Linked DNA regions of Mus musculus: region 2 is linked to region 1. The links are chromatin loops, found by intact Hi-C in ENCODE. Cell type or tissue: left cerebral cortex. All regions are shown on one strand. Links, peaks and the distances in the headings refer to the core of each region. The heading gives the core; the rest is flanking DNA.

What was found. Hi-C counts contacts between places; a loop is a spot of excess contacts. Peaks named below come from ENCODE experiments on the same cell type or tissue, not always from the same donor. Only the 100,000 strongest peaks of a DNase experiment are listed, where the experiment ranks them.
Region 2: it touches region 1 in a loop (2.5-fold over the local background); 4 of 42 quality-filtered maps call a loop at or near these places.

Annotation. Positions count from the first base shown.
Region 1 is chr19:57,565,428-57,576,118 of GRCm38, reverse strand. No RefSeq gene overlaps it. Among named protein-coding and RNA genes, the nearest start is that of Atrnl1, 40 kb to the left of the region's middle. In left cerebral cortex, for the core only: no CTCF peak of the experiment used is centred there; DNase peaks (open chromatin) are centred at 3,285, 3,528, 4,603, 8,075 and 3 more places; H3K27ac peaks cover 2,888 bases.
Region 2 is chr19:57,478,223-57,488,913 of GRCm38, reverse strand. Trub1 (TruB pseudouridine (psi) synthase family member 1) reads right to left here. Exons shown (of 8, transcript NM_028115.3): 5 at 5,261-5,333; 6 at 3,702-3,841; 7 at 1,593-1,649; 8 at 1-905. The coding sequence ends at 646. Among named protein-coding and RNA genes, the nearest start is that of 6720468P15Rik, 25 kb to the left of the region's middle. In left cerebral cortex, for the core only: CTCF peaks have their summits at 4,817 (motif pointing left) and 5,891 (motif pointing left); DNase peaks (open chromatin) are centred at 1,719, 2,364, 5,886, 8,439 and 1 more place; H3K4me3 peaks cover 196 bases; H3K27ac peaks cover 1,852 bases.

The sequences.
Region 1 (10,691 bases), core at 802-8,801:
GAGCCTTAATGCACATAAAACATTTATACTCAAGAAGCACAGCTCTCAGTAATAGACAGATACGTGGCCGCATAGCTGAGGGCAACATCAGAGGGAACTATTTGTGAATGACTTACAGGGAAATTGCCCAAATTATCAGTGGATTCAAAGCAACTATGCAGTGAAACTATGGGCTTGTTTAAAAAGCAAAACAAAGAGGCAAAGTTTATCTGAAAAGCTGACCCTTCTCATTTCTCTCTCATAGTTCACCACAGGAACTGGGGCTCCCGGGGGTGGGGGCTTGCTGAACTGACAGAATGCTTAGTACTTCAGGAGGTGGTTTGGGGATTCAGGTACTTGCATTCCTGAGGGCATCCACATAGAAAGCCAAGAGGGTCATTTCAGAGGGGAGGCTGGCCACACAGAAGTGGTGGCTTCCTCTTCTGAGACTGTATCACACATGAGTATATCTCTCAGGCTGTTGCTGATGCCATGACTTGAGTATCAGAAAGTGGGTAATTCATAAATGAATGAAGTCTGATCTGCTCAAGATCAGATGGGGGAGGGGGGAGAGACTGGCCATATTCAGCCATACTTAACAAATGAACTCCATGGACGGGACAGTGTCATAAAACACCTTCTCAGACCTTTAGGAGGATATGCAGACTGTCCAAAATACAGCTCTCCACCCCACCCCACCTTCAGGAGGCCTCACTGCAGTGTGGAAGTAACTTTAGTTCCAAAATGTAAACACCTAGCCACATATCCGTTTCTAGAGAGCCTATTCTGAATTGGGTCACTTGCTTTCTGAGTGTTTGGCCTGCGCTCAGATGACGAACTCTGGGAGCCTGACTCAGTGGCTACAATGTATCCGGTCCAGGGTAATCTGAAGACATTGCTTTTCAGGATCAAAGCAAACACAAAGCCAGAAGCCTTGATTCCAGAGGTCTGGGACAAGGCAGCCACCACAAGCACTGAGCAGCGGGAAGGGAGAGAACCGTGCAAGGAGTCTCGGCAGGAGCAGCCTCCTGCAAGCTTTTTCTCAGGGACTTGTTGCCTCAACAACAAACAGCTCATAAGCTAGCAAAGGTACTGAGCTCCAGACACCACTCATTCGCTTTATCTCCTGCCCTCCTGAGCTGGTTTATGGAAGCTCTTACAAACTGTAGGAAGACCTCAAGGGACACTGCTCTCAACACTTCATACTACCAGCCCTTGCCCCAGTAAGCTCAGCCCCATCCCCAGCCCTCCTAAGACCCACTAGCACCATTAACACTGCAGGAAGGCAAGGGTAGGCACACGGAACAGAAAATGATGGAGCCATAGACCCCACAGCCATGAGGTGTTAGAGGCTAAGACCTTGATACCAACAAAGGCTTTAGTGTGCCTCTCTGGGTTCTCTTTGTACTGGTCCGAGCAGAGAAGCACAGCAGTAGGTGATGGTAAGCGCCTCCATGGAGATGTTCTTCCAAATGATGGCAACAGTTGGGGGTGAAAAAGAGAAAATGGAATAATCAATCAAGAAATGTCTGCCGTGGACCTCCTTTGCGAAAGGCACTGATAGGTGCTGCATGGGGCCTACAGATGGGTAGAATATGGCCGACAGCCTGAAGAAAACTACACTCTATTTGGGGAGATGAGGCATGCACACAAACAGAAGTTACCCAAATAAAGACAGCCGATACCAAGAACTGTAGGTGGAGTAGACCACACAGCTCCACAAGTTTGAAAGCAGCATACAGCAGTGCAAGCTGGCGCTTTATTAGTTCTTGGTTGCAAGGAGACTTCAGTCAATGTTGGCCAAAATAAGTACTTACTGGGGAAAAAAAAGAGGCAATGACCTAGACTGGATAAATTGAACAGTGGGCACTGGAGAGATGGCTGAATGGTTCAGAGCACTTGCAGAGGTCTCGTATTTGGTTCTTAGCATCCACAGGGCACTTCATAAACTCTCATAACTCTAGCTTCAGGGGACCCCACAGCCTCTTCTCCTACAAGTGTCCTCATGTACACACACATGTATGCACACACACACACCATACGCATACACACATTCACACACATACACTCACATACCACACACACATGCACACACAATCACACACACATGCCCACACACACCACACCACACACACATGCACACATACATATACCATATACCACACACACACACACACACACACACACACTCCCCACAGTCACACAGACTCACATACACACACTCATATACCACACCACATAAACATTCACATACTATACATACATGCACACACACACACACACACACACACATACACACCACATACCACACACACACAGACACACACACCATATACACACACACCACACACAGACTCATACACACATTCACATACCACTCACACACCACACCACATACACACACTATACAAACATGCACATACTACACACACACACAGACCACACCACATATCACACCACACAGACACACACTCACACACACATGCCACACACACACCACATACCACACACACCACACACTCACACAGACTCATATACACATACACCATACACACACACTATACACACATACCACACACTCACACAGACTCACACACATTCACATACCACTCACACAACACACCACACCACATACATACTCACACACTATACACACATGCACACACTACACACACACACAGAGCACACCACACAGACACATAGACAACACACACACACTACACCACACCTATCACAAAATGAAACAAAATGTTCTTTTTTTTAAAAAAAAAGAGTTAAACAACAGAGTTTGAGAAGGAAGGAGGCAGAGTGACCCCAAATAACCTCCTTGTTGCTCACCGTGATGATGCATGTGAAGAATCAGGCCTGGGCTTGCCTGGACAGTGGAGTAAAAGGGGCAAGGACAGGGATGTAGAGTTCCCACATCCTCTAACCAGAGAGAGTTTGTACTTATTGCTCTGAGAGTCAGGGAAGAGATGACTGATCAGTGGTAATTGATGCAGGGACTGAGGAGACCGGGAGGTGCTTGTGTATCCTGGAGGGCAAAACTATTATTATGGCTGTCATGTCAGCCATAATGAGGAGTTCTCCAAAACCGTCAGAGAGGGAGCGGCTAGGGATTTTTAACTACTTATGAGCCAAGAGCATCTCTCTGAAACCATCTGTCTGTAAGCTTTTCTGTGCTGGGACATCGGTTCGGCAATCAGTATGCAGGAGGAAACACTTGACGTTCTGGTTTTATTGAGCAGTATCGACACGCCCATGCATCCATGACAGCTAATCACAAAGTTCCAATTAGCTCCTGTCTCCTGATGCCCTTCCACCAGGATATGCTGTTCAAACAAGGACAATGTACACTCTCGCTCTCGCCTGGAAGAGACCCCACAGAGGAAAGCAAACCTGAAACATTGCCAGGAGGTGGTGAGAAAACAAGCCTGCATTTACAGGGTTTGGACACTGTGCTGTGTTTTATGGAAGAGGAAATATATTTCAAATTTTTTAAATAATATTTTTAAAAGTCTTCTGGCCACAGGATGGGAGTTAAGGAGTGGGTGCAGAAATGACAGCATCATATGCAGCAGTCACAGATGGCTGCTTCAGCTCGGCCGAGTAGGCGGCAGAAAAGTTGACAAAAGTCTCCCCGAAATCTTTCTTTTTTTTTAATTAGATATTTTCTTCATTTGCATTTCAAACGCTATCCCCAAAGCCCCCTATACCCTCGCCCTGCCCTGCTCCCCAACCCACCCACTCCTGCTTCCTGGCCCTGGCATTCCCCTGTACTAGGGCATATAATCTTTGCAAGACCAAGGGCCTCTCCTCCCATTGATGGCCTACTAGGCCATCTGCTACATATGCAACTAGAAACACAAGCTCTGGAGGGTACTGGTTCGGGTTGCAGACCCTTTTAGCTCCTTGGGTACTTTCTCTACCTCCTTCATTGGGGGCCCTGTGTTTCATCCTATAGATGACTGTGAGCATCCACTTCTGTATTTGCCAGGCACTGGCATAGCCTCACAAGGTCCTGTCAGCAAAATCTTCTTGGCATATGCAATAGTGTCTGGGTTTGGTGGTTGTTTATGGGATGGGTCCCCGGGTGGGGCAGTCTCTGGATGGTCCTTTCTTCTGTCTCAGCTCCGAACTTTGTCTCTGTAACTCCGTCCATGGGTATTTTGTTCCCCATTCTAAGAAGGAACTTAAGTATCCATACTTTGGTCTTCCTTCTTCTTGAGTTTCATGTGTTTTGCAATCCAGAAAAATCATTTAGAAATTTAAAAAATTTTAAAAAATGGGGTACAGAGCTAAACAAAGAACTCTCAATTGAGGAATACTGAATGGCCGAGAAGCACCTGAAAAAAATGTTCAACATCCTTAATCATCAGGGAAATGCAAATCAAAATAACCCTGAGATTCTACCTTATATCAGTCAAAATGGCTAAAATCAAAAATTCAGGTGACAGCAGATGCTGGCGAGGATGTGGAGAAAGAGGAACACTCCTCCACTGCTGGTGGGATTGCAAGCTTGTACAACCACTCTGGAAATAAGTCTGGTGGTTCCTCAGAAAATTGGACATAGTACTACCAGAAGATCCTGCAATACCTCTCCTGGGCATATACCCAGCATATGTTCCAACTATAATAAGGACACATGCTCCACTATGTTCATAGCAGTCTTACTTATAATAGCCAGAAGCTGGAAAAAAACCCAGATGTCCCTCAACAGAGGAATGGATACAGAAAATGTGGTACATTTACACAATGGAGTGCTACTCAGCTATTAAAAACAATGAGTTTATGAAATTCTTAGGCAAATGGATGGATCTGGAGGATACCATCCTGAGTGAGGTAACCCAATCACAAAAGAACACACATGATATGCACTCACTGATAAGTGGATATTAGCCCAGAAACTTAGAATACCCACAATCTTTCTAAGAGTTTTCTTATTACTAAATGACTCAGTGACTGCACTATTAGGAAAGGAGCCCTATTCTCCCACAACTTAAAAGCCCATGAAGGATTCCAGGAAGCTAAACCTACTTGTCTCCTTTCATATCACTGGTCCTGGCTTTACCCAGATCATCATATGATCATCTCTTAGCAAGAAGGGCCTGACTCAGTGTGTCCCACTGACTTCTGTGCTTGGTTCTTTGAAGTAGTCTGTCTTTATCCAACCTTAGCTACCGCCAGGCTGTAAAAGTTCTGGTGAGAGAGACATTATGTGTTCAGCTCTGCTTATGACAGAGTGGTGACTCTGTCCTCTTGTTTGGTCATGAAGAGCAGGAAGCCCATTGGGGGCCACACAACAAAGCCATGTTCTTCGGTGTCTCTGGAAGCTCCGCCCTCCTCCACGGAACTCCTGAAAGAATCCCGATGGCTTCAGAACTCAGGGGTAAAGGAAAAGTGGTATTCCAGTCCCAGTGTCTCACGAACTTTAAAACAAGCAGAAATATTCGTGAATGGTACTTGCTACTTTAAACAGCATACTTCACACATTTGCAATCACTATGTGCTCTGCAAGGTCCTATTAGTGGTAATGCAGTTGTTATTACTATAGTTTTATAGATCAGAAATGAAAGATTCAGAAAGTTTAAACTCCTCACCTTATAGAACCATATAAGGTTTCTATATGGGTGAAGCTAAGGCTCCCACCTGAGTTTCCACCCCACCCGGGGTTCTAAAGGAACAGACAGTGGTGATTCCGTTCTCTGAGGTAGGCGCGAGAGGCATGCAGGCTTTGAGCCCCTGTGCAGCCTTTCCTCTGCTCGGAAAGATGCAGAGTTGTCAGCTCTCCTCTCCTGAGCTGGAAGGTAACCCTAGGATCGTCTGTGTGACTTCACTGAGTAACAAGGGCAAGTTAACCAGTTGGTGAGAGCCAAGGTTCAGCTTTCAGCATGGATATAAGTGACCTGAGAAAGCAATCTATTTACCAACTTAGGTTCAATGCACAATCAGCTCATCCATAACTCTACAAGATCACATAAACAATGCAATGAAATCATTTTAACCTTGAACTGAAAATACTCTGTGTTCCCCCTTTTAAATACTTGAGATGTCTCATCCGATATAAAGCCCTCTTGAACAGAATCTAATTTTTGGTAACGTTTCAGCAACATATAATATAAAATGTAAATTGGTATAATCCTCTTAGGAAGCATTTGGGAAATTTATATTAAGAATCAGAGAAATGGTGATACTATTTGATTTAGTAATTCCACTGGTGGGAAATTATGTAAAATATCTAAGAAACCATACTCTGTCACAGGAGTATTCAAAATAATATAGACAAGCATAATTCTTAGCAATTTGTCTACCGTTTATAGATGTTCTTGGTGGCAGAGAAAACAAATGAGCCCAAGTATATTCAGTCAAGGAAAATAGCAGGGAGTAGTTCCTGGACTGAAGGACACAAAGAAAGGTTAGAGTGAAGGTCTATCCAGTTTCAAGGTCCTTGGCATTGAGGTCTCATGAACCTTCAAGTTCAGGTCTTAAAATGGGCCACTGTAGAGAGAATATAAGATACTTCCTCAGTCTCATGTTTGGCCCCATTTGGGGGCACAGCCTTTGGGGCTCAGAGAGGCAAGCTTCTTTGAAGGAGCTCTGGAGGTAGGCCCGGAAGCCTTGGGGCCTGGCCTATGTCCTCTGGGCTCTGTGCTGACGGCAGATGCTATGTGACGTTCCTGCTACCACCACTCACACACCCCGCCCCGTCATGAACTGTATCCTTACGTTGCTGTCTGTCCTACATTTAGCCACAGCAACAAGAAGACTAATGCACATACCCTCTTCCTACCCACACTTGAGCAATGGGATATGGTGCCCAAGGCCCTATTATCTAGTGATTGCTCATAACTGCATGGAAAGAGTCTCTCTAACCCCTGAGTAACTCAAAACTGGGATGGAAAATGCTGTGCTCAGTGGCCTGTGCAGACGAGTGCAGAGGAGAAAATGGCATTTCCCTAAAAGCAAAAACGTAGAGCAGGTGTCCACCACCAGGGCAGGTGGCCAAGTACATTTTTAATGTGTCAATTAGACAACATCTTGTGGTCATAAAGATGGCAGTTACAGAGACTAGAATGATTGTTCTGTCGTTTTAAATAAAAACGCAGGCTAGTCAAAATTTTACCTGTTGTGCTTAGGAAAGAAAAAAAATCACTCAAATCTCTATGAGCAGCTAGGTATGTTTCTGTCTTATCTATGCTGGCAGGAGAAAAGTGCTTTCCTTCATGGGCTGAAACCAGAAAGTGGTACAGGGGCTGGTTCTGAAGATGCCACACTTACCACAGGAAGGTAGGAGGGTGGGATCTCGTAGGATTAGAAGGCTGGCCCGTGTCATCTAGTCTGATAAGTCAGAGATGGAGCTGAGAATGAAAAGGATGCCCAAAGTCAAGGGTTGAGAAGGGGACAGTTGAACAGTCGCTGCCTTTGGTCTGAGCTTGGCTGGGTCGCCCCACATCCCTCTTCACAGAGACCTTAGTTATAGGAGAAGGCCTCAGGGAGGGAGCAGGAGAGGGGAGAAGTAGATTGATTCCACTTTGTGAACATTTCCCTTTTTTACTTGATTTTCAGGGTGTAGTTTAATGGTAGAGCATATGCTTGGTGTGCACAGGACCCTTGGTTCAACCTTCAGCACTCCCTAGCCCAAAAGTACTAGTACTCATGAATAAGAAGAACAAATAAAAATGTACTGCAGTTTTAAATTTTTGATCGATTCTATGTGCTTTCTTCTTAAATGCCTGGTGCATAGTCTAAAATGCTTTGCATTTGGAATATGAGAAACGTCTATTAAATTCAACTGCTGTCGATATACGGGAACTGTAAAAATGTTATTGGTTTGGTTTAGATATTACCCACCTTTCTCCAGCTCCCAGAATGCAGTCTTCCTATTCTATAACTTAATGATCCAAAAGGAAATCTTTCTCAATGCTCAGCTGAAATGACTTCATGATTGGTTCCTTCCAGGTTCAGTAATCTTTTGTTTTTATAATGCTCCAAAGATTCAAGGATGAAAGCATCGCCTACAGCCTTCTTTCAAATGTCTACAATGTTTCCCTTGACAACACGAAGACAAGGAAACTGTGACTAACAAGTCACTTTACACGAAAATGGATTCTCTGTAAAACAAAGTAACTGCAAGACTATATGAATTTGTGTGTGGTTAGGAACATAGCACCCTTCTGAATCTCCATGTAGTTAAAATAGACATTACTTCTAGCTTCAGATTTTCCATAAGGGAGGCAAAAAGAAGAATGTCCAATCCATGCAGACATAATTATATAAAAGTTTTTGAGGAATTTGAAAAAGAAAGTAGCAGTGTTTCCTGACAGCTGATCATCATTTTTAAGGTTTATCTTTTGCACTGGCTAGTTTTGTGTCAACCTGACACAGCTGGAGTTATCACAGAGAAAGGAGCTTCAGTTGGGGAAATGCCTCCAGGAGATCCAGCTATAAGGCATTTTCTCAATTAGTGATCAAGGGGGGAGGGCCCCTTGTGGGTGGTGCCATCTCTGGGCTGGTACTCTTGGTTCTATAAGAGAGCAGGCTGAGCAAGCCAGGGGAGGCAAGTCAGTAAAGAACATCCCTCCATGGCCTCTGTATCAGCTCCTGCTTCCTGACCTTCTTGAGTTCCAGTCCTGACTTCTTTCAGTGATGAACAGCAATGTGGAAGTGTAAGCCGAATAAACCCTTTCCTCCCCAACTTGCTTCTTGGTCATGATGTTTGTGCAGGAATAGAAACCCTGACTAAGACAAATTGGTACCACCATAGTGGAGTATTCCTGTGACAACCTGACAATGTTTTGGAGAGGACTGTGGAAGGACTTTGGAACTTTGGGCTAAAAGATCAGCATTACAAGCTCTGTGGGATGTTGTATAGGAGCTGGGAAGATAATGTTGAAAACAGTGCAGAAGATGAAGGCCTGGCTTGTGAAATTTCAGAGGGAAGATTAAAGACTCTTTTCAGGGCCATTGCTATTTTGATTGTGAAGATCCTGTGGTTCTGGTTAGAGGGGGCTGAAGGATCAGCTGGGATTAACAAGATACCAGAACTACTAAAGTGAAAACTTTGCATTGCTGGGACTATTGATGCTGGTTAGCTGGAGCTAAGAAATTAGCAGTGATTAAGAAGAGACCAGCATCGTTGAGGTGACATCTGGGAAGTGTTTTCTGAAAGCACAAAGAGGCTGTGTTCCAGAGATAGCCAAGGTTGTACTCCTGCTGCACTGGGACTTGGTAATGTGTAAGGGTCACCCAGGTGGTACTGGTTTTGAAGGCATGAAGAGATCACGCAGAGCAGCTGAGGCTCAGCAATGTGAGAGGCCATGGAAGGCCATAGGTGAAGGTGCAGCCTCAGTTGCAATTGATGGCCCTGGGTCATGCAGGGTTTTAGAGATGCCAGGACCATGAATGACCACCAAGAACAGCAGCAGCAGTGGAGTACAGGCATCTGGAGCCTAGAGGAAAAACTGTGTGCTACAAAGGACAGGGCTGAAGAAGTGACCCAAGCCCTTGGAGGAGCCCAGAAGATTGTGAATGGATCCCAGACATTGGACAGTTGGAGTTTGATTTTGTTTTTCATTGTGACTGTGCCCTGTGATGCTTTTCCCTCTTGAAGGAAGTATTTTAGTGGAACCCACAGTTAAGAGACTTTTAATTGTAAAGACTTTGGATTTTAAGAGAGATTGGAATTTTAAGAATTTGCAAAGACTGTGGGACTTTTAAAGTTGTTTAGATCTTGGGGATGAATAAGAAAGTAAGGGTTGAGGTTTACTAGTGAAGTGTTTGTGTGTCAAGTTGAGAAGGGGTCAATTGTACTGGCTGGTTTTGTATCAACTTGACACAGGCTGGAGTTATCACAGCTTCAGTTGGGGAAATGCCTCCATGAGATCCAGCTGTAAGGCATTTTCTCAATTAGTGATCAAGGAGGGAGGTCCCTTTGTGGGTGGTGCCATCTCTGGGCTGGCAGTCTTGGGTTTTATAAGAGAGCAGGCTGAGCAAGCCAAGGGAGGCAAGCCAGTAAAGAACATCCCCCCATGGCCTCTTCATCAGCTCCTGCTTCCTGACCTGCTTGAGTTCCAGTCCTGACTTCCTTTGGTGATGAACAGTTATGTGGAAGTGTAAGCTGAATAAACCCTTTCCTCCCCAACTTGCTTCTTGGTCATGATGTTTGTGCAGGAATAGAAACCCTGACTAAGACACCTTTTTATTTTTTAAAAAAATTATCTAATTGTAATTACATGTATGTCTATGTGTGAGTATGTGAGTTTGAGTGTGGTTGCTCTCCTTGATTCTCTAGGACTGAAGTAATAGGCTGTGAGCCACCTGATGCTCATGTTTGGGCCTAGCTCTGAAACAGCAATGTTCAGCCTTCCCACAGGAGCCAATCTATGCTCAGTTTTTAGAGCAAGAGAAGGGAAAAAATTACAGAAAGATGCCAACCCTATTGTACAGAACTCTTTAACACTTCCAAGGGGAAAGATGTGCCATAAGTCAAATGAACTTAAAAAGTCAGGTGAGTCTTCCTTTAATATAAAACTGTATCCTCTATTCTCTGGCATGTCCTTCAACCGCAGAATTCTTTTTTCTTTTCACAAAACCCACAAAATTTAAAGTGGATATCAGGAGGCAGGTACTAAGACAGAAGATAGTCTCTGTGTGCACAGAACCCTCTGCACGACCCAGGACACCTTGAGAACTGCACACTTCATCTTCAGTGC
Region 2 (10,691 bases), core at 1,421-9,420, 88 kb after region 1:
GCATTTTAATTCAAGATACATTCTTTAGTTTATATTCTAGAAAATCACATTTTTGGTACTTTGATACCATGTGGTTGACCACAGAAATAGCTGCCACAGTCCACGGCTACAGGAGCTGAGCTCTGCTGAATACAGGATCTGAAATGAATCACGTCTCACGCTATTTACATTCTGTCAGTGGCCAAAGCAGGAGTTTGTGCATTTACAGATATGTATTAGGACAACGTATTGATTCCCGGGATTTAAGAAACACAGTCACAGCTGAGTACAGCCCACCAGCACCTTCCAGCAGCCATAGGCTCTGCAAACACACAGGACAGCTCGACACTGAACACTTCAAATGTATTCAGAGAATTTCAAAACAACGAACGCCCCCTCCCCGAGTCTAAGCAAAGCAAGTTTGACACTTCTGTGAGACCAGTGGAACCTGCAGCTCAGACTTCAGGATTCTGTCATTAGAATATTGTTTAACTTTTTCATAGGAAAAAGACTAAGGGAAGATCAAATTCAGAAAACTTATTTATCTGAATCCAATCAGATCCATCATTCAGAGACATTAAGACATCTTGCAAAGAACTCAAGAGGTGTATGGGCATTCCTGGTCGGGACAGACACCAACCAGGAAATGATCCTCCCAGGCCGGCCTCACAGTGTCTTAACTGCGTCATCTTCTCTCTTTGTGTCCCTGAGAGTTATATATCCACAGCTTATAACCTGGTCACTGGAGTTGTCAGATTTTAGTTTTTTAAATGTCAGCTCCTCCGGCAGAAGAGACGTGCAGCGCTCGAGGGACTGTTCGATGTCATCGATGGTCCACCTGTCTTCGGGGAGGGCGTGCTGTGCAAGTGTGAAGGGCCCCTGTTTGGTGCGGGTCAGCTCCAGCACGCTGGCACAGGAAGAGAGCTCTACGGTACCCAAAAGGAAAAACGCAAGATGAGCCGCGTGGCGTTCACAATCCACAGTCTTCCAGTCAACAGAACTTCTGACCTCCCAGGGTGCCAGCCCAGCACCAGAGCCCAGAGCCTGAGGTAAGTCACTGCTTCAGCAGGAAAGATGATTTAGGGATGTAAATTTATACCTGTTTTCCTTTCTTGGCATTTGAAGCAAGCCCGGGACATAAATATTCCCACTACCTTGCAAATAGGATAATGTGACCTGTCCACTCATGTGATCAGGGGACAGCAGAGGCAGAGAAGGCACTTTCTGGGTTTGTAAGATTATGGCTTCCAGTTTTTGTTTTTTGTTTTTAAATGATTTGTATCAATGTAAATAATTTTTACAAGGATAACTCTTTGTTCTTCTGACCTCTACTTTGAGTTAAAATGCTTTTTACTTGGAAAGATGTAGGCTTCCCACCCACTCTCGCTGTGTTCATCTTCTGCCCCATCCGTGCTCCCTCTTCCATTACCAGCACCTCCCGGCAGCCACTGGGACTCAGAAGTGCACACTATAAACCCACAAGCATCTGAGCTCAAAGCAGCAGCTCAGTCCCTCCGCCAGTCCTCGGGAAAATGAAAAACAGAAATTTGCCTCTCCCGTCAGAAAGGAGCATGACCGTCTAAACGATGGTTCATAACTCATTCTCTGCTTACCTTTGCCGATGTCACTGACCAGGCTCCGGATGTAAAAGCCTCCTCCGCATTCAACATCTGGAAGGTCAGCAGTGCTGTGGTGAGAGGCTGGCCTCCGGAGAGCTCCACTTTACATAGAAACCACGCTCTTCAACACATGTAAAAATGGCTATGCAAACAATTGAGCCATAAAATATTTATATGCTGAGCCATAAATTATTCATCCAGCAGCATATGTGTTTGTGAGATCCAAAAGTCTGAGTGTGGAGTAGGCAGAAAGTCAGGAACACATTTTAAATTAACTGGCAAGCCGAACCACGTTAATACCTCAGCCTTGTTCATTTAATAGGTTTGAAATAGAAATCCCAGCTCTGCTCTCATGAGCTCGAGATGCTAAAAAGAATATCTTCAGATCTGTACACTTTGTTCATTTACTGTGCTTGAAATGGTCAGAAATCTCAGCTTTTCTATTGCGAGCCGTAGATTTCTTAAATATTTTCAGATTTTATAACATTTGAAAAAACATACATATATAACCAAGCACCAACCAAAACTCCCTTTGCCCATGAGAAGAACTATGCTTCGGAGGCACACACCGAGAGTCCTGTGTGCTCACGTTTCCTCGGAAATACTTCTGAGAAAAACATAACCAAAGCATTAGATAAATCTAAGCCACACAGTGCCGTGGAGGGTGACTCCTGCATGACACCCGACTTTGCAGAAGAAACCAGGTACACTCCCTCTTCCACACTCTCCGGTCAATACAGTGAGGCACTTCTCTGACTGACTGGCAGCCAGGAAACCCTGATCCTCCAGGTTTTACTGGCTCTGCCAAAGTGGAGTCTGCGTTTTCATGGAGTGAATGGAACGGACCACTTGGTAGGTCTGGGGTGTTTGTGTTTTTGTTCGTTTGTCAAGTCGTTTAGAATCAGGAAACATAAGACTGAGCCCGGTTTTGACTGCATCACCGTCTGCAGGAACTTACTGTGTATCACAAGGAGACACTGTGATGGTGGAGGAAGGATAGCTTTGGGAAACCCCATGGGAAAGAGATTCTATTCACCGTTACTGTGAAATTATTCACTGGATCAATTTCAGGAGCCCGAGGACAAAAAACTATATAGGCTTGTACAACTTTAAAACTGTATAAACAAGTATTTTGGCTTTTTATTTGACTTCAAGTATGCATCACATATTCCAATTGAGAGGCTTAGCTAAAACTGTAACCAGGTGTCCAACCATGCTTTTTGTCTTAGCTACTTTAACATCAATTAACTTGCAGTTCACAGCGGAGGGGCCGGCCAACAGAAATCAGTCTGCTTTTATAGCCTCTTATTCCCAATGAACAAAAAGGGCTTCGTTCAAAAGATCAATATTTACTCTAAAATGAAATATATTAAGTATAAAAAATGGAAGAAAAAGTATCTGTAAGATAAAAACTGTAATTTTGTAAGAGTTCTATTTACTTTAATTGTTACATTTGTGGTCTTTATTTGTGCATATGTCTGAGGACTGTGTATCTCCTTCCCAAAGAGGTCAGAGGGTATAGAATTCCCTGGGACTGGAGTCATGGAGGGCTGCGAACCGCCATGAGGGTGCTGGGAATCAAACCCAGGTCCTTGGAAGAGCAGTTAGTGCTCCTAACTGCTGAGCCATCTCTGGAGGGCAGCCTCTAAAATCTTGAAAACACTCATCCTCGACGTATTTCTCTAAAGAGATCCTAAGTATTCAATCCCAAGTTTACAGTAAGATGATAGTCAAACACGAGCATCGGTCTACTCGGGTTACCCTGAACCTGTAAGAAGTTACATGTACCTCAGGAAATCAAACCACAACTTTTCTTACATTCAAAAAAAATTCCAGCGCCGGGCATGATAGCACATGCCTTTAATCCCAGCACTCAGGAGGCAGAGGCAGGCGGATTTCTGAGTTCGAGGCCAGCCTGGTCTACAAAGTGAGTTCCAGGACAGCCAGGGCTATACAGAGAAACCCTGTCTTGAAAAAAACAAAACAAAACAAACAAACAAACAAACAAAAAAAATCCAAGACTATAGAGATCCATTCCAACTGTGTAAAATCAGCCAAACACAAAACAAAGACACAGGCAGGGTAGACCGTCAAACCTCTTACCCAGCGTGAAGAACGGAGGCTGGAACTTCAGGAGGGAGATACTGTGGACAGTCACGGGCCGGGCCGGTCTGGCCTCCACCACCTTGCCTTTCTTCATTAGCGTTGAGAGTCTCTGCCCATCCTTCTTCAGCGCAGAATAGCTTGTGCGATAAGGAGAGAATGAGAATGAGACGGCGAGGGGCTGAGGGAGGCATCCCTCAGAGGCACCAGGGATCGGAGGGCGATGAGCAGCTCCTCCCACTGAGAGCACTCCCGAAATTCAGCTAGTCTTTCCTCACGATCTACCCATCTCGGGATGAAGTCCCAAGCATCTCTGAGACGGATGTAGGCAGTGAGCAGCACCCATCTTTTTCTTTAATGTTCCTGGGGATGACCTCATCAGCTCCCTTCACTAGTCCCCATCTCAGGGACAGCTTCTCCCTGAAAAATGTCTCACTCGGTAAACACCACCAACTTGTGGGTAACCACAGAGAATGCTAAAGCAGTTCATATACGGGAAACATATACTTAACTTAGTTTAACAAATGATTCAAACATTTAATGTAGATTTTACTGAAAAAATGTACACGTTTTATATTTGAGGAAAAATCTTGAAGAAATCTAAATTCTAAAAGAACCATCAGTTACACATCCTGATGCGTCCTGTAGGCACGCACGCATTTGTGTCAAACAGCAATGTGCACACAGGCGTGGCTGAGTGGTGCTTCCACCTCCTAGTCACCAAGATGGTGGTGTCAAAGGGAGAGGTTTTTTTGGAGAGTGTCTAGGTCAGAAACAGAGCCCTCATGGCAGTGGACATCCCTCAGCCACACAATGACACACCAGCAAAGCACTCTGTCAGTGCCTTGCCCTGGACATAGCCTCCAAAACCATGTGGAACAGCTTCCTAGTCTGCGGCATTTTGTTACAGACAGATACTCTAACGCACTGAGCGAGACAGGTGTGAGGTAATCTACACTCACGTCCTTACAAAGCTGTAACCTATCTGTGGAAAGTGCTGGAGAGATGGCTAAGAGAGATGGTTAAGAGCACTACCTATTCTTCCAGAGGTCCTGAGTTCAATTCCCAGCAACCACAGGGTGGCTCACAACCACCTCTCCTGGGATCTGATGCCCTCTTCTGGTGGCAGGTGTATGTGCAGATAGGGCACTCACCATAAAATAAATAAATAAATCTATAAAAAGATTTATTTAAAAAGTAAGATATCCTGGGGCCAAACAGGCAGCACTTGAGACCCTGAGTCACCAGTCTGTTGCTCCTGCATAGCAACAGACTGCTGTATTCTCTGGACTCTGGCACTGCCCTGACGTCTATAGATAGAGCTTGAAAAGCCAGTGAAGCAGGATGTACAGAGGCCAGGCCGTGCTACCATCCAGCACAGACTGAAACACACCTTTTCCTTGGGACCAAAGCTTTACACCCAGGCTGGATGGGCTTAGCTCTTTTTTCTTATATGCAATGACCAGATTAAAACCCAGCAAATGAGCGCCCACTTTATTTTAATTCGGGGTTAACCAACAGATGATAAAATTAAACATAAATTCAATAACTGAACTTACAGCGGGGGTACTTGCATTATATTCCCAGTAAACTTCTGCAGAATGCCTTCGATATCTTCTCGTGTTATTTTATCTGCCAAAAACGAACCAAGGGAAGATGACAATGGCCACAGAGGCAACAGCCTCAACTGTGAAAAGTCATTTTTCTTCTAATAAAACATAAATTACAGAGGCTGGAGAGACGGCTCAGTGGTTGAGAGCACTGGCTGTTCTTCCAGAGGACCTAAGTTCAATTCCCAGCAACCACCCGGTGATTCACATCTCTCTCTGATTCCTGTCCTAATGAATCTGATGCCTTTTCTGTCCTGAGAAGGCACAAGGTACACGGTAGCTTACACACATGTAGGCAAAACATGTATACAAATAAACAAATAGAACACATCCAGAGATCTGCCATCTATACAAATAAATAAATAGAACACATCCAGAGATCTGCCAACCGCCATGCCATGTCTGGAGGTGCTGGTGAGAAAAGACAGTTAAAGACCCACCATCCAACCACAGAGTGGCAGGGCAGAGGACACAGAGACCGGCCTGGCCTGGCACCAAACCACGCAGGGCCATGCCACTCGGTGCAGGAGGAGAATGCCCACAGACCTGCCTGCCACCATGCCACCTAGAGGCCCATTGCTGCCATGACATGCAGTGTGGACAGAGGTCACCCGGAGGCCCACCTGTAGTGGGAGCCACTACAGTGTACAAGTGTGTGGTGACAGACAGGAGAGAAAGAGAAACGGAACAGTGTGAGCCTTATGAAAAGAGACGGAACTGGAGACGTGAAGGAGGGATGGAATAGTCTGTTGTGAGTAGCCAGTAACCATCTGAGTCCATGGTGAAGTCTCAGCCCATGCTGCCCATGAGGGTCATGTCCAGGTCTGTGGCCATGCAGTGGCAGACATCTCTGCCGATGTCCATGGTTCCTATTACCACCAGAGACCATGGGGATGTCCCTGGTCTGGGGCAGCTGCCTGGGACCATATAGATGTTCAAGGGCTGTGCAGAACTGGCCCTGCCCTTCAGGCTGAGGGACTCTGGAGAGTTAGCCCGATCTCTCACTGGCAGCAGCACCTGGGCAGCACAGTGGAGCTGGCCCTTGTAGTAGGGGCATGGGTAAGCTGGTCCTCAGGGCATGACTGTGGGAGAGCTGACTCCACCACTTCTCTGCTGGGAGGTGGTGTGGGTGCAGGGGTGATGCCCTCCCTGGTCCTTCACCACCCGCAGCAGTCAGGAGAGGTGGCCTCCGGGTCATGAGAGTGGATGAGCTCACTCTGCCCCTTGCCAGCTGCAGCACTCAGGAGAAGATGCCCTACACCTCACCTGGGTGGCCCTGGTAGGGGGCAGGTGCAGGTGAGCTGGCCCCATGGGTGTGAGCACCAGAGAGCTGACCCCACTACCGATCTTTCACGAGGTGGAGTGGGTAAGGGGTGATGCCCTCCCCAACTCGCCCATCAGCTGAGATCAGGAAAGCTAGCCTTGCCCCATCCTTGGCTGTCACACTCAGGAGAGGGGGTACTGTACCTTGCCTGGGCAACACAGTGGAGCTGGCCCTGATGGAAGGCATGGGTGAGCTAGCCCACAGTGTGTGAGGGTGGACGAGCTGGCCCAGCCCCTCACTGGCTGGGATACTTGGGAGTGTGGGCCCTGTGCCTTGACTGGGCAGCACAGTGCAGCTGGCCCTGGAGACGTGGGTGTGGGTAAGCTGGTCCCCAGGGCAGGAGAACAGGAGAGCTGACCCTGCCTCCTGCTACTCAGGCATTGGGTGACCCAACCAGAGCAGTGCTGGAGAGCTCGCCCTGGTGGTACAGGTAAGGGAGAGCTGGATGGATGACCCAGATCTGGGGCTTTGAGTTGGCCCACCCTAGCATCTACATCATCTGTGGACTGTTGGAGCACAGGGAAGGGCTGGCCAGTCCTGCTGATCAAACCGCAGGATCTCCATGACACAGGGCAACAGCAACTGGCAGGAGTCCCAGTGAGGATCCAGTACTGATGGTGTCACGGAAACCAGAGATCTCGAATCGGACCAATGACTCAATGCAATGAACACTCACGCGTGGAGATGTGTGGGCCGAGGGACACACTGTGGGCACACTGGAGCTTCTGCAACAAGATGCTTTCTATGATTTGGGCTTTTTATTTTTGTTTTGTTTATTTGCTTATGTTTTTTATTTTGGGGGGGTGTTGTGAGGGCAGACGGTAGATACGAGAGGACGGGGTACATGATGTGAAACTCACAAAGAATCAATAAAAGGTTAAAAACAACAACGATACCAAAAAATAAAAAATAAAACAAAATAAAAATCCAAACAGTTCCAAAAGGCAAAACTTGGGTTTGCCGTGTGCCGAGTTCCCTGCACGGCCACATGAATGAAGTGATACTTGGATCTGCCTTTTGTCCTGTCATGAACCCCCAGTCTCTCCAGGGCTCCTTATCCCACCATCTAGTTCATGTGTGGTGTGCTTAGGCATGTAAAAACATAAAATTAATTTTAAAAGAATGGATGAAAACAGTATAAACCACAGTGCACATCCCACAGGCCAAACACTGCCTTTGTTGAAAAGAATAAAATACATATTAATGAGATGAAAAGCAAAGAAACTTTTTTTTATAGACACTTAATTTTCCTTGGTTCAATTCTCACCCTACCCCAGTCATTCCTCACTCTAAAAGAAAGTATCATATTTGTATTGGTGATTCTGATGGTGACTTTAAAAAAAACAAGAAAGATATGAAATTAGCTACAGACACGGTCCTATGGCGATCGATACAGGGTGATCACAGGGCAGGCAGATAATGCCCGCACCGCTGCACTCAGTTCCTCTGGGCTCCGGGTCCAGTATCTGTCACAGCAGAGGACAGCGGGCACAGCTGTACCGTCACTCTCACTTGATAGAATTTAAAACTAGTCTTATGCTATGGAATAGATTTCACACACACACATTCGACTCTGTCTCCAAGCAGAGCTATTGATCTGTCTCCTGACCCTTCTCTGCTCTTGGGACTTCCCTCTGCTTTTAAATGATCACTCTCAGTCAGCTTAAAAACAAACCAGCACAGAAAAGGAGTACACCCAGCAAGGACGTTGGCATGCTCGGTAAGCATTTTTAAAGGTGGATTTTTAGAAAATTTGAAGACTTATATAAAAAGCTCTCCACATGTCGGGCACATTTTCAGGTCTGTTGGTGCATTCGACAGAAGGATGGCAGTGTTGAAATCGCTCTCTGCCTGCAGACAGTCACACGCACAGCACACACACTCAGGATTTGTGTTTTCATACTTGTAGAGGAGTCTTTACATCTGCTTCAAGAACAAACCATGCCTTGGAAATTCTCTATAACTCATTTAGATCACAGTCAATGTTTTTATTTTTCAGAAAATTTAAACTTTTTAGGTAAAGTATATTTGATATTACTTGAAGATATGAAACAAAAATTAGTGTGCTCTGAATTGTTCCAACACCATGGTAGAACTTTAAAGGACATCAGGGAATACTGTGTACACCCAACAAGACAGTCTTAGCCTCACTGTGACCCTGTAAGCTAAACACAAACAAGACTCAGACAGTGAGAGGCTGCAGCAGCCTCCAGACCACAGAGCCCAAACAGCAGCTCCGCCTTGTTTGCTGCACAGAGATGTGGCTCAGAGTCTGGGTGAGGACTTTCCCATTAAAAAAGTCTCCCTCTACTGTGACATTAAGAAGTGATTGAACACGACACCTTGGGTTAATCCAAGCTTGCCAAATCTAGGTGACTATGCTGCCACCAGGCTGAACTTGCTAACAAAATGCCATGGTTGGTGAAACTACTACAGTGTGTTAACTCAGCCAGGCGGTTCAAAACAAGACCAAAGAGCTTTCCATTCGTGCCAGGCTCCGTGCCTCCCTGGCGCTCCTTTTCTGCGAATGTGCGGCCTCTGTGCTGATTCTCTGACTTTCTCTCACTGATGCGTGCGCACGCACGCACGCACGCACGGGTGCACACACACAAGACACACACACACAAAGACATACACAGACAAACAGACAACACACAGAGACACACAGACACACACACATGCGCACACACACACCACACAGAGAAAGAGACAGAGAGACAAAAACAGAAAGACACACACATGGAGGCACATACAAAGACAGATAACACACACACAGAGACACATAAAGTCACACACACACCCAGACATACACACTACACACAGATACCACACACAGAGACACACACATACACCATACACAGAGAGAGACACACAAAGAGGCACATGCACAGGCAGACAGACAGACAGACAGACTCTGAGACATTCTCCCTCTCATCACATTTCCTAGCTCAGGCATCCGTGGTACATACTGATTGTTGTGCCGTTTTCCACTGCATGCTAAGCTAATAGCTCACCAGCAAAATCCTGGGCTTTGAAGACAAAGACAGTTTTTCCTCAGAGATAACATACACTATAAAGATGGCACTCAGGACGTTCTTGCTGAAATTTAATTTGCTCAGGGTAATAGAATCTCCAGGTTGAAGGACATTTAGAAGTCACCTAGGCCAATCATTTATCCAATGTTAGGACGACCAGACAGAAAGCCCACAGAACAGGTTACCTCATAATAAAACCCAAGCTCATGGCACATGTGCACGAAGTGAAGCGGCTGGCTGTGTCTAAAGCCCAATACGAGTCCAATCAGGCAGCTGTCTCATAATTTAACAATGCCTCTACCATAGGATCTTAAAAATGCACAAGAAAATTCTCCACATCAAAGATACCCAGTGAGGAACTCAGAGAAGAGAGGCGTAGCTCAAGTGCAGGGGGCTCTGGGGGTCTCACACTTTGCTCAATAAATAAAGAGCCATCGGTGTGAAAGCATTCATTTGAGCTGCATTTTAAAAAGTAATTCTCTAGGCTTAGGTTGTAGCCCCGTGGTAAAGCAATTGCCTAACAAAAAAAAAAAAAAAAAAAAAGTCCTGAGTTCAATCCCCAGCACTGATATCTGCACCTACACAAACACACACAGACATACATACATGCACATTCCACACACACACAGATGCACACACCACACACATCACACACACACACACACACACATATGCACATTCCACACACACACAGATGCACACACCACACACATCACACACACACACACACACACACACACACACACACACGCACACGAACCACACACATCACACACACACACACACACACACACACACCAGACACCACACACATACACACTCTTTATCCCCATGAAACTAACATATACATGAACAAGCTATACAATCTCTGCTTACCACGCATCCATCCTTCTGTGCACGCAGCACAGTGGTTGATACCTGAACAACAGAGCTAAAAGCAGAACGACCGGGCTGAGTACAACTTTGTACCACACTAAGCCATCCTGCGACAGAGCAGCCGCTAAGCCGGCAAAGCATCCGT